Regions from separate parts of the Homo sapiens genome. Here region 2 is linked to region 1. A link is an interaction called in ENCODE POLR2A ChIA-PET data of the cell type or tissue named here. Cell type or tissue: IMR-90. All regions are shown on one strand. Each heading gives the region's core, and the rest is flanking DNA. Links, peaks and the distances in the headings are about the cores only.

Evidence for each region. ChIA-PET counts read pairs that join two places held together with the same protein. Peaks named below come from ENCODE experiments on the same cell type or tissue, not always from the same donor. Only the 100,000 strongest peaks of a DNase experiment are listed, where the experiment ranks them.
Region 2: POLR2A ChIA-PET joins it to region 1 with 6 read pairs; 5 of 35 experiments call an interaction of 5 or more read pairs at or near these places.

Annotation. Positions count from the first base shown.
Region 1 is chr12:91,195,489-91,203,827 of GRCh38, forward strand. No RefSeq gene overlaps it. Among named protein-coding and RNA genes, the nearest start is that of DCN, 17 kb to the left of the region's middle. In IMR-90, for the core only: no CTCF peak of the experiment used is centred there; no DNase peak of the experiment used is centred there.
Region 2 is chr12:91,312,045-91,320,383 of GRCh38, forward strand. All of the region lies in intron 8 of LOC105369896 (a long non-coding RNA gene), which reads right to left. LOC107984544 (a long non-coding RNA gene) reads left to right here. Exons shown (of 3, transcript XR_001749252.2): 2 at 3,412-3,523; 3 at 4,302-4,410. Among named protein-coding and RNA genes, the nearest start is that of LINC02823, 11 kb to the right of the region's middle. In IMR-90, for the core only: no CTCF peak of the experiment used is centred there; no DNase peak of the experiment used is centred there; H3K27ac peaks cover 1,166 bases.

The sequences.
Region 1 (8,339 bases), core at 2,112-4,611:
TTTAAATTAATGATTTCCTTAGAGATTTCAATATACATTTTTAACTAATCTAATTTTCATTCAATAACACTACGACACTTCACTTGTAGTACAGGTTCCTTATAACAGACTATTCTCAAATCCTTCTTCCTCTCCCTATGATATTCATTTCATTCATTGCACTTACCCATATGCTATAATCACACAATAACTTGTGCCTATTATTATTTTTAAGGAATGGTTAATTTTAGATCAAATGAAAATAAGAAAAGTAAAATATTTTTATCTTTTTTGTTATCTCTGAGGCTTTTCTTTTGTGTATGTAATCAAAGCTTGTGACTCATATAATATTATTTCTGCCTAAAGAAAAATTTTAACAGTTTTTGCATGCAGGTGTGTTGACCATGGGTTCTTTACATCTTTCTTTGTCTGAGAAAGTCTTTATCTCTCATTCACTTTGAAGGATAATTATGCTGGATATAGAATTATTGTCTGAGCTTTTTTTTTTTTTCTTTCAACACTTTAAATATTTATCCCACTACATTCTTCCTTGCCTACTCAATTAATCCATCCTCAAGGTGCTAATAAAGACATACCTGAGACTGGCTAATTTATAAAGGAAAGAGGTTTAGTGGACTCACAGTTCTACATGGCTGGGGAAGCCTCAAAATCGTGGTGGAAGACAAAGGAAAAGCAAAGGAACATCTTACATGGCAGTCAAAAGAGCTTGGGCAGGGGAACTCCCATTTATAAAACCATCAGATCTCATGAGGCTTATTTACTAACATGGGAACATTACAGGGGAAACTGCCCCCCTGATTCAACTATCTCCACCTGGCCCTGACACGTGGGGATGATTACAATTCAAGGTGAGATTTGGGTGGGGACACAGCCAAACCATATCACCTGCTTTGGGACAAGAATTCCACTGTACTCTTGTTCCTCTGTAGGTAGGATGCAGCATTTTCCTCTGAAATGTTTTAAGATATTTTTTCTTCTCTGTCTTTTATAGGGGGAAGTAGGGGTTCAAAGTTGAATATGATTTGCCTAGATTTGTTTTTGGTTTTGTTTTGGTATCTATCCTGTCTAGTGTTCTCTGAGCTTCCTGAATTTATGATTTGGTGTCTATCATTAATTTTAGAAGGTTCTCAGATATTATCGTTTCAAATATTTCTTTCTTCTTCTGGTACTCCAATTATGTGTATGTTACACCTTTAAAATTGTCCACATTTTAAAACTTACTTATTTTTTTCTCCTCAATTATTTTTTCTCATTGAATTGCAGGTTAGGAATTTTCTGTAGACCCATTTTCAAGCTCAATGATTCTTTCCCCAGATGTATCTAGTCTACTAATGAGCCTGTCACAGACATTCATTTCTGTTACAGTGTTTGCAATTTCTAACATTTCTTTTGGATTCTTTTTCAAGGTTTCCATCTCTCTGCTTACATTACCTAACTGTCCTTGCATGTTGTCTATGTTTTCCAGTAGAGCTTGTAACATTATCATAGTTTTTAAAAAATTTCCTGTCTGATAATTCCAACATATGTGTCATGTCTGAGTTTGGTTCTGATGCTTACTTGCCTCTTTAGACTTTTTTTTTTTTGCTTCTGCCTTGTCATTTTTTATTAAAAACTAAGCATTTTTTATTGATTAATAGGAATGAAGGTAAATAGGTTTTTAGTGTGAGGATATATGTAAATTTTCTTAGGTTTTGAACTGTATCAATATTTGATTTGGCTTTAAGTGACGACGTTTTCAATTCCCCTACTGTCCTTGTTTTGTCTCCCTGCTTGGCCTTGACTTTGCTTAAATACTACTCCTCCAAGAGGGTATGTGCCTCACAAAGCTTACAGCTGTAATCCACTGTTAAGCCTAATAAGAAATGGGGGAGATAAATCATTCTCTTCTACAATTAATTCTTAGTTTTACTGGACTTCTCAAGTATGTTTCTCCTGGTATAGCTTCCTACCTCCTTGATAAAACAGGAAGGCTAAAGGAGCTGGATTGGCAGGAAACCACTACCCTCAGCTAGGATACAACCCTGGTAATGTCTTCTCCGCTGGATAGTAGTTCTCTGTTACAGAGAAAACTCCAGATTTATTATACAATGACCATCTTCTGCCCATTCCAGAGCCATGAGGGACACTTACTTACATCTTCAACTTGAGAACTTGGTAAAGTTTCTAAAGGAAAAACCCATGAAAGTGCAGTCTACCCCTAAGACTACAGAACCCAGGAGTTTCTCACTTTCATGTTAGTCCATATTCAGCTTCCAGCAACCAATCAAAATTACCATTGAAGTGTTTATACCCAGGTTGGACTCCAGTGACTTTTGCTCCAGTTAAGCAGATCTCAGCTGTGACTCTCCGAATTCACCTATCTATCTATATTTTAGGTGGCATTTTGCCCTGAAACCTAAGTTTTCTGCCTGGAGCCAAGAAAGATTATTTGTATTTCAGTTTCTTCAGATTTTTTAAATTGTAAGGATGGAAGTTACTTCCAAGTTCTTTACATGCTGTTGCTGAAACCATAAATGCCATTTATTTTAAATTGGTGAACTTTGTCTTTCTTTTTAGCTTCCAAAATTCTACTGCTATAGTCTGCTTTCCTCTTTTCATTGTTCCTAGGTAGATCAATAGATAGATCATATAGATATAGATACAGATGATATAGATATAGTGGTGAGAACATGTAATATGAGATCTACTCTCAACAAATTTTTATGTGTACAGTACAGAATTGTTAACTACAGGCACAACATTGTAAGCAGATCTCTAGGAATTAATCACCTAGCATAACTGAAACTTATATCTATTGTATAGCAACTTTCCATTTCTGCCTCCAACTGTCTCCAGAAAACCACAATTCTACTTTCTATTTCAAAGAATTTGATTACTTTACGCACCTCATATAAATGGAATCAAGCAGTATTTGTCTCTTATGTCTGACCTGTTTCACATAGCATAATATTCTCAAGGTTTGTCTATGTTGTTGGATATGGCAGGATTCCCTTCTTTTTTAAAGCTGAATAATATTTCATTGCATGTGTATACCACATTTTCTTTACCCACTCATCTGTCAATGAGCATTTAGGTTATTTTCACATTCTGTTATTTTAAATAATACTGAAATGAACATAGGAGTGCAAATACAGTACACAAAGATTCCAATTTCTTCACACGGTTGCCAAAATCTGTTATTTATTTATTTTTTTTTGGCAACAACCACCCTAACAGGTGTGAAGTATTAGGTTGGTGGAAAAGTTATTGCAGTTTTGCCATTAAACGTAATAACATAACCATAATTTCTTTTGCACCAACCTAATAATATTGTGGTATTGATACAGATTTTCTTGATGATTAATGATGTTGAACATCTTTACATGTATCCATTGGCCATTTGTATATTTTCTTTGGGAAATGTCTATTCAAGTCCTTTGCTCATTTTTAAATCTGGTTATTTGTTTTCTTACTATTGATTTGGAAGATTTCCTTTTATATTTTTAATATTAACATGTTATCAGGTATGTAGTTTGCAAATATTTTTTCTGACTTCGTAGGTTGTCCTTTCACTCCATTAATTATTTCCTTAGCTGTGCAGAAGCTTTTTAGTTTTATGTTTTACCACTTGTTCATATTTGCTCTTTTTGCCTGTGCTTTTTTGTCATATCCCAGAATCATTGTGAAGACATATCATGAAGCTTTTCCCTATGTTTTCTTCAAGACAAGAGTTTCAGGTCTTACATTTAAGTCTTTAAAAAATTTTGAGTTGATTTTTGTATACTGTATAAGGTAGTGGGTCTGATTTCATTCTTTTGAATGTGGATACCTAGTTTTTCCAAGGCCAGTTGTTGAAGATAATATTTTTCCCCATTCTGTATTCTTGGCACCTTTGTCAAAGATCAATTTAACTTATTTATATGGATTTATTTCTGTACTCTCTATTAGGTTTCATTGGTTTATATGTCTGTCTTTATGCCAGTATCATACTATTTTAATTACTGTAGCTTTGTAATGTATTTTGAAATCAGGAAGTGTGATGCCTTCAACTTTGTTCTTTTTCAATGGCCTGAGGATTCTTCATGTGATATTTGTCTATTATCTCTTCTTTATTCCCATTGGCACTCCCTTGATTGAAGCTCTCTGTCACTATGTCTCGAATAAACTATTGTTATAATCTGCCTCCAATGTTATCTTCCCCTAATCCATCATCCATAAAGCTACCAGAGTGACATGTGTGACTTAATAATGTCTTTATAGACCAAGCATGATGCCTCATGCCTGTAATCCCAGCACTTTGGGAGGCCAAGGCGGATGGATCATTTCAGGTCAGAAGTTTGAGACCAGCCTGACCAACATGGTGAAATCCCTTCTCTACTAAAAATACAAAAATTAGCCGGATGTGGTGTGGTGGCACACACCTGTAATCTCAGCTACTCAGGAGGCTAAGGGAGGAGAATCACTTGAACCTGGGAAGTGGAGGTTGCAGTGAGCTGTGATTGAGCCACTTGTACTCCAGCCTGCCTGGGTGACAGAGCAAGACTCTGTCAAAAAAAAAAAAAGAATGTTCTTATGATATTTGTTGCTTAAAATTCATGAAACACTGCACAAAGATTATAAATAGAGGCTAAACTTTGGATATAACCTTAGGCTTAATGATTTTAATTTATCTGACTTCCTGAGCAACTGGAAGATCTCACAATGACCCAATAGTTATCTATTTATTTGCCTAAAAATGTTCCTACTCTTAAAAAAACCTTAATTCACATTTACTCATTTTTTATTACTCATCTGATCTCTGTAAGCATTAAAATTTGAGATTCCCATTCTATATGATTCAGTGCTATTCAATAGAACTTTCTCCAGTAATGGAAGTGATTGATATTTTACTGTCCCAAATGTGGTCACTTGCCACATGTTGCTGTGGAGCACCTAAAATGTGATTAAGGTGACTGCAAAATTAAGTGTTTTATTATATTTAATTTTAATTAATTAACATTTAAATTTGAGTGGCTACATGTGGTTAGTGGTTCTTATTGGACAATACTGAAACAAACCACACTACTTGGAATATGTGATTAATGTTAGAGTTTGCTTAGGTCTTTGGTCTTATTTTTTACTATGTTCTTCTATGTCGTACATAACTCACTGGTCATAGTGAACCACCTGAAATGTCCCAAATGCATCACAGTTTTATACTTCCTCCTAGCTCATGTTTTTCTCTTCCATCAATTAATGAAATTCACTTAGGCTTTAATACTCATTTAAAAATAACTTCTCTATAAAGACTAAATTGATATTTGTCATTGTCTTGATCTTTACAAGTAGCTGTTACTCCTTTTTGTCATTTACACCATCAGGTACTTAACACAGAATTGTCTCAAATCAACTATGACATTCCATTGTGTTTGTTTTTTCATATGTCTCTCTCTTATTAAAAGAGAGTGCACTTAATACGCTTCTCAAGAATAAAGATAATGCACTATTACCTTTGTAACCTAGCACAGTGGGTACTCTATATGTACTAAATAAGTATATGTGGAATAAACCAACACATAGACAGTTAGGACTCTGATGCAAATCAATTTGAAAACTGGTTACATGATCTTACCAATATCTATTCTAAAAAAAATAACTCCATTAAATAAGAGCCATATTATCAGAGTCTCTAAAACTTTGATAGAGAACAGTATCTCTTTCAGTTTATAGGATATATAAAAATAAAATTTGAAATTAGTTGTGTTGATGCAGAGATATGATCATAGTTTCCTTTAAATTCCACCAGTGTATCTCTATGACTATATATATGAGAGATTATTTGGAGATCATAGTAAAAGTTGAGATTTGGGAAACTGTGAATCTCAAATTCAGTGTTAAATGTTCCTACTACACCTTGCCTCCATGGTAGACCTTGATTATCATATATGGAAACATAAAGGAAAAGGAATATATTAATCTTTGCACATGTATAATTTTTACTTTTTGAAACTTTTATAGGTTTTAGTGAGAGAATATAAGAATAGATAGGTTCAGATATTTCTTAACACTGTTTTGAACAATTGTCATTTTAATCTAAGATTTCCAAAATTTCTTATCATTTGATTGCCTTTTTACCCCTCATTGTTTTTTGTATGTAATTATTGATTAAAAAACCTGGTTGTTTGCTAAAAGAAATTCATTTTCCCATAATGTTGCATGGAATATAGAGCTATGAATCATAAAGACACATAATTTATGTATTTGGAGGAATGCATTACTGCATGTTTTCACTTGTATTAAATTATACCCCGAAGATAACTGTAAATATTATTCAAGCTGCTTTTTTCTGGTTGACATGAAAACACAAAATTCCTTGATTTATAGTGTGGATGAAGATTAGCATTCAGAAGTAATTTTTATTCTTAAGAAAAAAATAGCTTGCAGAAAGTAATTCATTTGTTTTAAGAGAATTTCCATCTATGAACATAAGAAATTGCAATAGCCATAAAACAGCTCTGCCAGACACTTAATTAAGTTTACTGTTATGGAAATTAATTTCTTTAGGGCCTAATTATTCTCACATTCATGCATTTAAAGCAAAATCTGTTGACAGCTACATATTCTACATGGCATGGTTAACATTATCAATGAGGATAATATTCATTAATCACTCAAGATTATTAAATCTGATTTTGTATCTGTTTCCTCACTCTCTTTTAACCACTGCAAATATGTGTACATTGGTTTTACAAGGCTAATGAGGTACAGCTACTCTGATAAAGCAGAAATTTTCTAGGTAAATTCTTTATGGGAGGGGGCAGGACTTGGGCATTTGTTATTGTTATAACAAATGCCTAAAATATTGGGTATTGAATTTGGGACTAAATGGTGGTAGCCAAGAAAACAGATTCTTTAAAAGGCTCACAAATGGAAGGGATAATAATACAGGAAGCTAGAAAAATGGCAAACTATGCTACCCACTTATAATAAAAATTTACTGCTATAAATTGGAAGATAGTAAATGGACTCAATGAACTTACAGATTTGGGAAGATGACTTCCAGGCAAAATGTTGAAGCAAGAACTAATGGCTTTATGCAGCTTATGATTAGTTACTACAAGAAAGATGGTCTTTTGTGTTAATCAGACCTGAATATGAATCATAGTTTCACTGCTTCACAGGTGAGGCACTATGAGCAAGTTTTCCTCTCTGAGACTTGGTTTGTAAAATTATGCTTAAAATAAAGAAAATAATAACCCCCATCCCAGAGAATTATTGTTCGGCTTTCACATTTAGATAGGTGTGCCTAGCACCTGAAATATCATAATTCATTAATAGTCCCAAAAGCCACAGTATGTTAAATGAATGAATATACTTCAATATGATCGCATGTAGCCTTTACAGTGAAATAGAATAGAAGAATCTATTAAGCCCCACCAAAACCTCCACAAACTACAATGTACTGTCCATGAGGGCAGAAACATGTTCTGCCTTGTTTATTGCTCTATCCCAGGCTCAAAATGATGTACATAATAGACACTCAATACACATATAAACATTGGGTAAGTGAATCAGAGAAAATTTTAATTTCTAGAATTAGAAAAAAGGGGACTGGTGGGACCATCTTTTTGCTTGAAGATGGCTCACGTAATTGCATTTGCCTACGTTGAGTTAATTGCAGAGACTGTGGCCACCTGAAAGAGACATGTTTTCTAAAAGAGTCACTACTACTCACCTCCAACACTCTGGCACTGTTTTAAAATAACAAACAAAAAAAAATCTGAATTTTTATAGACAATCTACCAACTTAAAATATTTGCTTAAAATTCTTGGGGTACACTTGAAAGTCTAAACAAAACATAACACTGGGAACATATGCCACATAGTCCATCAGTTTGCAATGTCTGAACTTTGCCTTTGACTTTATATTACAATCATTTTTATATTCTCAGCATGGCGTATATACTATTACAAGTGTGCATATTTTGTGTCTTAGAGTCTGCACTTGAAAAATGAGAAAGCAACAACTCCTTCCTACAATTGTTAGGAAGATCTGGTGAAATAGTGACTTCAGAGGGAAAGGTTTTTATAAATGATAAAGTGCTCCACAGTAGTCATTGATCATTGGTATTCTTCCACAGCACTTTTAGTTGGCCCTTATGGTTCACCAAGGCTACTAACACTTATCTCTAAGTAATTAATGTGGTGTTTTTGTACTTTCTCATTTATATAATACTTTACATTTATTGTCTTTCCATGAGCCAGAGGCTTACCAGCATATAACAACTTCTGTTTGCATGACAAAAGAACAAAGCAAGTACTTCTCAAAAGTCCTTTTAAGAAGTGAAAGCAAATAAAGCACTTATTGGGGGTTTACTTAG
Region 2 (8,339 bases), core at 1,974-4,473, 120 kb after region 1:
ACAAAAAACAAAAAACAAAAAACAAGATCATGTTCTTTACAGGAACATGGATAGTGCTGTAGACCAATTATCCTTAGCAAACTAATACAGGAACAGAAAACCAAATACTGCATGCTCTCATTTATAAGTGAGAGCTAAATAATAATGAGAACACATGGACATGTAGAGGGGAGTGGGAAGAGAAAAAGGATCAGGAAAAATAACTAATGTGTACTAGGCTTAATACCTGGGTGATGAAATAATCTGTACAACAAGCCCCCATGACATGAGTTTACCTAAATAACAAACCTGCACATAAACCCCTGAATTTTAAATACGTTTTAAAGAAGGCGAGATAAATAGATCTGGGTGTGTGTGTATAATCTGGAGGAATGAAAAGGATATGTACTGTCTTTTTGAGGAGGTGGTGTAACCACGTGGTTGACTACTGGTTTTTGATTTACAGACCGGGTATCAGGCCAACACTTTCCCACTGAGGAGCACTGTGACTTTGAGAAAGTTACTTAAGCTCTTTGAGTCTTGTTTCTCAAATATCAAATATGGGCAATAGCAACCTTCTCAAATTGTCATTATAAATAATTATTAAGATAATACATGAAAAATGCCCACCATAGTACTATGTCTTACCTTTAGCAGAAGCCACAAAACAAAAAACTGATTTCAGGAGTTACTGAGGGAGGGGAGGAAATAGTCATACACACACTTGCCTCTATTTCTACTTTGGCAAAAAGTGGCATATGGTTATAAAGACCAAACATTTCTATGACAGGATTCATTCCTTCAACAGAAAACAGTTTAGGTGAGGTTTGGACTCTATATAAAGGAGGGGTCAGATTGCATTTTATTTAGAAACTAATAAAGGATTTGAAGCAGTCAAGGGGCATGCTATGTTTATAATAATTATTTTGGCTTCTATGTGTAGAAATATTTGAAGGACGGCAAGACTGGAAAGAGGAAGGTAAGTTAGGAAACTACTACAATTGCTGAGGCAAATGATGAAGGCAGTCAGCAGGAAGAGACACGGATAGACCGGAACATGTTCTGGATGTAGAGATGACAGAAGTTACCGGTGATACAATATTGGGAGAAGAAACGTGTGCATGTTCCAGGACAATTCCTGAATTTTTAGCTTGATCCACTGGAACAGATAATGATGCTATTTAATAAAAATGGAAGTGACAGAGAGAAGCAGGTTGAGGAAGAAATTAATTAATACAAAGTTTGAGATGCTTACTGAGTACCCAAAGCTGTCAAGGAGACAGTTGAACATACATTTAGAAGGGGGGACAAGTTGGAAATAAAAACACTGGAGTCATCCAAATATAGTTAGCCTTTTAAAGTCACTCAATTACTAGAGCTAAACCAGGAGGCATAGAAGCAAGTAGGAAATTCAGAATGCTCAGATGTTTAGAGGTTGACAAGCTAAGAGCCAACAGAGGAAATGAGAGAGAAAGTGGCTGGCAAAGAATAAGAAAGCCAGAAGGGCAAGTGGTGTCACAGAAAGCCAGACAAGAAAGTGCCTCTTAAAATAGGGAATGGACATCAGCCTCAGTGCTGTGAAAGGGCAATAAATGAGATGGTATGAGAAAAACACCTATTACACTTCCAGACATGTAGCAGGTATTCAGTAAATGTTACTTCCCTTAACTTTCTGTTTTCTTTCTAACAGTGTTTAGTGGTTAAGAGTGTAGGCATAGGAGCTGATCTGCCTGAGTTCAAATTCTTCCTCTGCCATTCCATAACTGTGTGACCTTAGGCAAGTCATTTAACTTCTCAGTACCTTAGTTTCTATATTTTATTTTTATTTTTTGGGGATGGAGTCTCCCTCTGTCACCCAGGTTGGAGTGCAATGGCACCATCTCGGCTCACTGCAGCTTCGGCTCACTGAACCCTCAACTGGGTTCAAGCAATTCTCATGCCTTAGCCTCCTGAGTAACTGGGATTACAGGCACATACACCATGCCTGGCTAATTTTTGTATTTTTAGTAGAGACCAGGTTTCACCATGTTGACCAGGCTGGTTTCAAACTCCTGACTTCAAGTGATCCTCCTTCTTTGGCCTCCCAAAGTGCTGGGATTACAGGCGTAAACCACCACACCCAACCAGTTTCTATATTTTAAAATGGAGGTACCAATAGTGCTTAATTCACAGGGATGCAGCTAACATGTTGCAATCAATCAGTAATGTTAATTACTATTTCCTTTCATAATTGTTTTTTAAAAGTATACAATAGGTATAATTTTTTTCAATTTTCATAATTTTTACTTGGCTAAGTGTCTTAATTATCTCAATTATATTTCCATGGCCAGTGAGATAATAAGCAAAGCCCACCCTTTCTTTTCACATTGTACAGATATCCACTTTTTAAACATGTTTAATTGACATATAATAATCCTATATTTTTACAGGGCACAATGAGATATTTTGATGTATATGCATACAGTGTATACTGTAGAATATTACAATTAAATCAAGCTAACATATCTATCACTTCACCTATTTTTTATTTGTAGTGAGAACACTTAAAATCTACTCGTTGAACAATTTTGAAATACACAATATATCACTATTAAGTATAGACATCATGCTGTTCAATAGATCACTGAAATGTATTTCTCCTGTCAAACTGAAGCCTTGTACCCTTTGGTCAACATCTCTCCTTCCCCTATTTTCCCACTGCCTCTCCCAGTCCCCAGCTCCTGGTAACCACCATTCTACTCTACTTCTGTGAATTTGAATATTTTAGATTATACATGTAAGTGAGATCATGCAGTATTTGTCTTCCTGTGCCTGGCTTATTTCACTTAGCATAATGTTTTCTAGTTCATCAGTGTTGAAACAAATGACAGAATTTCCTCCTTTTTTAAGGCTATATAGTGTTCCATTGTGCATATATAACACATTTTCTTTATCAGTTCATCTATTGATGGACACTGAGATTACTTTCCTATCTTGGCTATTGTGAACAATGCAGCAATGTACATGGGAATACAGATTATCTTTTCAACATACTGATATTGATTCTCTTGAATATATAGCCAGAAGTGGGATTGCTAGATCATATGATAATTCAATTTTCAGTTTTTTCAAAATCCTGTTTTTCATTATGGTTGTACTAAGTTATATTCCCACTAACCATTTACCATGATTCATTTCTCCACCTCCTAATGTTTATATTTTATTTTCTGAATAATAGCCATTCTAATAAGTGTTAGGTGATATTCTGTTGTGGTTTAATTTGCATTTTCCTGATGATTAGAGATGTTGAGCATTTTTTCATATATCTAGTCACCTTTTATATTTCTTCATTTAAGCAATGTCTCTTGAGGTTTGCCTTAATTCATTTGTGCTGACATAATAAAATACTACAGACTTGATCATTTGTAAATAACAGTAATTTGTTTTTCACAGTTCTGGAGCTATGTAAGTCCAAGATCAAGGCATCAACAAGTTCCATGGCTGGCGAGGGCTGCCCTCTGCTTCCAAGATGGTGCATCATTGCTGTGTCCTCACATAGTGGAAGGTGAAAAGGCAAAAGGGCTGAATGCTGAATAAGCCTCTTTTTAAGGGCCTTAGTCCCATTCAGAAGAGAGAAGGCCTCATGACTAATCACCTTCTACAGGCCACACCACTTAATACTATCACACTGGTAGTTGTTTCAGCATATGAGTTTTGGGGGACAGCCAGACCATAGCAAAGTTCTTTGCCCATGTTTTAATTAATTGGGTTGTTTTCCTGTTATTGAATTGTTTAAGTTTCATATATTTTGGATATTTGTCCCTTATCAGCTATATGGTTTGCAAGTATTTTCTTTTAATCTGTAATTTTTCTTTTAACTCTTTTTTTTTTTGTTGTTGTTGTAAAGTTTTTTTAGTTTGATGAAATTTCATTTGTCTATTTTTGCTTTTGTTGACTGTGCTTTTGGGGTAATATCAAAGAAATCATTGCCTAGAACAATGTTGTGGAGCTTTTCCCCTACGTTTTTCTTCTAGTAGTTTTACAATTCTAGGTCTTAAATTTCTTTCTTTAATCCATCTTGAGTTTATTTTTGTCTTTAGTGTGAAATAAAAATCCAATGTTATTATTCTGCATTTGGATATTCTACTTGTAAAGAATACAGTTATTTTTATTGTCTGGAGTCCTGACAAGAAACAGAACTCACTTCAGATTGTTCAACTGAAAAACAAAACAAAACATTAATGTATTGTACTTTCTGAGGTATAGGAATAGCAAAAGGAGTAAATCAGGGATGGTGGAGCATGCTGAGACTAGCAACAGCTGAAAGTAATTTCCTCTCACAGGACCAAAGAGGCATGAGGAAGAAATGGTGTTACCAGCATTCACTGAGGATTAGAATTGCAAAAATGTTGCTTTCTAGTGGGAAAAAGGAAAAAAAGTTATTACCAAGGACAAGGTAATGTACAACTTCCTCTCCTCCCACCTTCCTATCTCAGTGCACTAGGACCACTGTCTGGTTAGAAGCAGAAGCCAGCTGGCAAAGAAATTACAGTGAGGCAGTTTGCAGAAATTAGCTTTCTAAGGCCCAGATGGAGCGTAGCATGGTGGAGCATAGACTAAGGGAACAATGAAAGACCATGGATGCTTTGATATTCTCTAGTGTCATGTTCATAGTCAAGTCCCAGTAAATAATACCCAGACACAAGTGATTCCTCCCAGTTTCAATATCCTCCTTCCATGCTGGTAGCCTATCTACAGTCAACACCACCAGCTTCTAAACTATGCTTTATGTCACCAAGATTTTTACAGTCATTAACCTACATGGTGTCTCCTTAGCACTTTGCTTCTAATTAAAATATATATACTGATATATGTTGTATATATATTCAGTTGCAAAAGTGTTTACAAATTATTAAAGTTACATGCATGATCCAAACTCTTCTGCAAAATAAGCCAAAACTCTTGTTTGTTTTCAAGATCTGGACAGAATTCCTTGATTTGACTACATCCCACAAGAATGCTTTCATTCCTGCTTTTTACTGGAAACTTTTAAACTGTTGACACCACGGATTTTAAAAAATAAACAGATGGGCATAGCTTCATGACTTCATTTTATATTGTAAATATAAATATTCAGAGAGATAAAAGACAATGTCTCTATTTTTAATGTTTGTAAATTTAAAAATTTGCCGACATCATTTTATCCATATATACTTTGCTTGGCTTTTGTCCCTTAATAGATCTATAACTGTGTTGGGAAGTTGTTTAATCATAAGTCATTCTAGGTAAGTTAGAGTTTTAAAAAAATAAAAATGAAAGAATTAAAAAAAAAATAACCCTGATGTCAAGATAAGTAAAAATGTGAGATTAGCAAAACTGATTACAGTCACGGTAGAAAGAACATAAATCCTTTTCAATAATTTTTTTCTTTATTAAAAAAAACCCCTTTTCTCACTTTACAGGGGAAAAAAAGGGTATTTGGCATACAGTAGTACTGGACGTTATCCAGAGAAGAGTTTTTTTCAGAACTTGGTCCCTTTTCTAATCTGAACAAGTTCAAGCTACAGCAAAATTACAGTTTCCCAGTCTCCTTTTAATTTCCAATTTTTGTTAAAAAGGAACCTCAGAAGATATTGACTTCGTACTACTAAATTTGAGACAGGGCAGGTTAGAAATGTTTGCAATTTAACTAATATCAGTAACCTAATGGTGATGAACAAAATTTATATGTAGATGGAAAAATTTAAGCTAGTAAACACTATTTTGTCGTTTTTAATTGAGATGGATTTTTACATTTTTTTTTGTTCTAAATGGATATTTTACCATCACAAAACGGATGGTAATTATAAATTACATTTTGCCCAACATGGAATCAGAAAAAAGAAAAGACTTTTCATGATGCATCAATAAATAATGATTACATATCAGCTGAGCACAAAATCATGGGTCAAAATTAATAAATACAAATAATTTATGTTTTCATTTTCTGTGTATCAGATTTTGTTGTTGTTGTTCAAGAGTAATTTGTCCAAAATTTGTTTCCACATAATTTGATTACATTTATATTTTAGGGAGAATTCTTATAGTCTGGTTGGTGCTTTGCTCATGTCAAAGACATGTAATAAGCAAGTCATACACTTTGGGATCTCAATTTCTCTACAGAGAGTGGAGCCCTAAAATGGATGAATAATGAGACAAATAGTACTATAACACTGAGCAACAGGTGCCATAAGTATACATAGACTAATGTGAGCCCATATATTCAGTAAAGTTTCATGGATCTGAGACTTCAGATGATCCCACAGTGAGACTGAGTTAGCCAGTATACAGATCACATAAGTAAAAATTTTTTGGAAGAAAATTTTCTAAGGTGATGATCTGACAACTTTGGTTTCTAAAATATTTTTAAAGTAATAACTCAGATTTAGAATTTGTTTCTTGTATACACAATTTTCTTTGAATACTAAGAGCCACACATCTCAGTGTGATCAAGATAGATACTTTTTAAAAAATGTGAAATTGGCTACTTAAAATATGTGATGTGGCTTTGAGAGAGAGAGAGAGACCTGTGAGTTGGAAGCTTGGTCTAGAGAAAGTCTGCTCTGTATCCCTTCTGTCTATGGAAAGATTCTCAAGCCACAGAACAAATACAAATAATTCCAGCTGAAATAACTACAAATAGCATTCTAATTATGCATCCAATTTCCAGGCAAATATTATTTAAGAATATTGCAGTATTTTCTAATGCTATATAACATAGGTTGGGATACATTTTAATAGTAGAAATTTACTCTTCAGCTGAACAGGTATTTTCCCTTATTTTTATAGCTAGTATCAGAATTTGTTTATTTTGTAAAATTTCCAGCTCTAGCCTTTTTAGCAACCATAAAAATCCTCAAGAAAATGACACATTTTATCTTTAACCAAAATATTTTGTTTTCCAAAACTGTTTTCACTAGTGATATTATAGCAAGTAATATTTTGATCAAAGCTTTGTCACATAACCTATAAGAAAAAAAATTACCAACTACTATGCTTTTCTCACTAGATACTTAAAGAAAACTGAGAAAAATAGAATACCAACAGTATCGTTTTATTTTCCACCTAATTTTTCAGATGAGAGTATTAAAGTCCAGTGTAATACAGTATTTTGCCCAAAGCCACACAGCTAGAAAATATTTTCCTATGAAGAAGTCCATTTGTTTCACTATACTGGGCAGTATATGTTAATTGAATGCATAAATGCACTTTTGTTATACAAGAATGGTATATTTGAAATGCATGAATAGAGCTTTTGTTTATGAGAACCTTTGAATTCTAAGATCCTAGAGGAAATCCTTAAAAGAGAGGAGCAAATGAATTGTAGATATAAAGGACAAAATTCTCCAAATTAAAATTGATGGATTGGTAACTATCATTCTACTCAATTTCTATAAGTTTGGCTTTTTAAGATTTTACATATAAGGTAATATGCTATTTGTCTTTCCATGCCTGGCTTATTTCACATAACATAATGTCCTCTAGGTTCATTTATACTGTCACAAATGACAGAATTTCCTGTTTTAGTAAGGCTGAATAGTATTCCATTGTGCATATATATCGCATTTTAAAAAACTCATTCATCTTTTGATGGACATTTAGGTTGTTTCCATCTGTGGCTGGGGGAGGAGGTGGTCAGGGAAAGGGGAGATGTTGGTCAACAAGTACAAAGTTAGTTAGATAGAAGAAATAAACTCAGGCATTCTATTGCACAGCAAAGGTGACTATAATTAATAATAATGTATTGTATATTTCAAAATAACCAAAAGAGAATTTAAACTGTGTCCATTGCAAAGAAATAATACATATTTGAGGTAATAGATATGTTAACTAGTCATTTGATCATTTCACTATAATTAATAATGTATTGTGTATTTCAAAATCACTAAAAGAATTTAAAATGTGTCCATTGCAAAGAAATAATAAATATTTGGGGTGATAGATATGTTAATTAGCCATTTGATGATTTCACAATGTATACATGCATCGAAACATCATATTGCACCCTATAAATATATACAATTATTATTTGTCAATTAAAAATAAAAAGAAAACAAAATTGATAGATTGGAAAGAAAGGAGTATTGATCACTAAAAGTAGAAGAGAGAAGATTTGTGTTGGTTTATTTATTTATTGTTTGTTTGTTTGTTTTGGCAGGAGAGTATGACAAAGTCAAAAGAATGGTGTGATTAGGCAGGCTTCATGAAGACCTGAAAAGAATTTTCTAAAAATGTTGCTGTCAATTAAATCCTGTACAGTGAATTTGCTGATTAGGATAAGAAAGATGGCCACACTCACTATTCACAATAGCAAAGACTTGGAACCAACCCAAATGTCCATC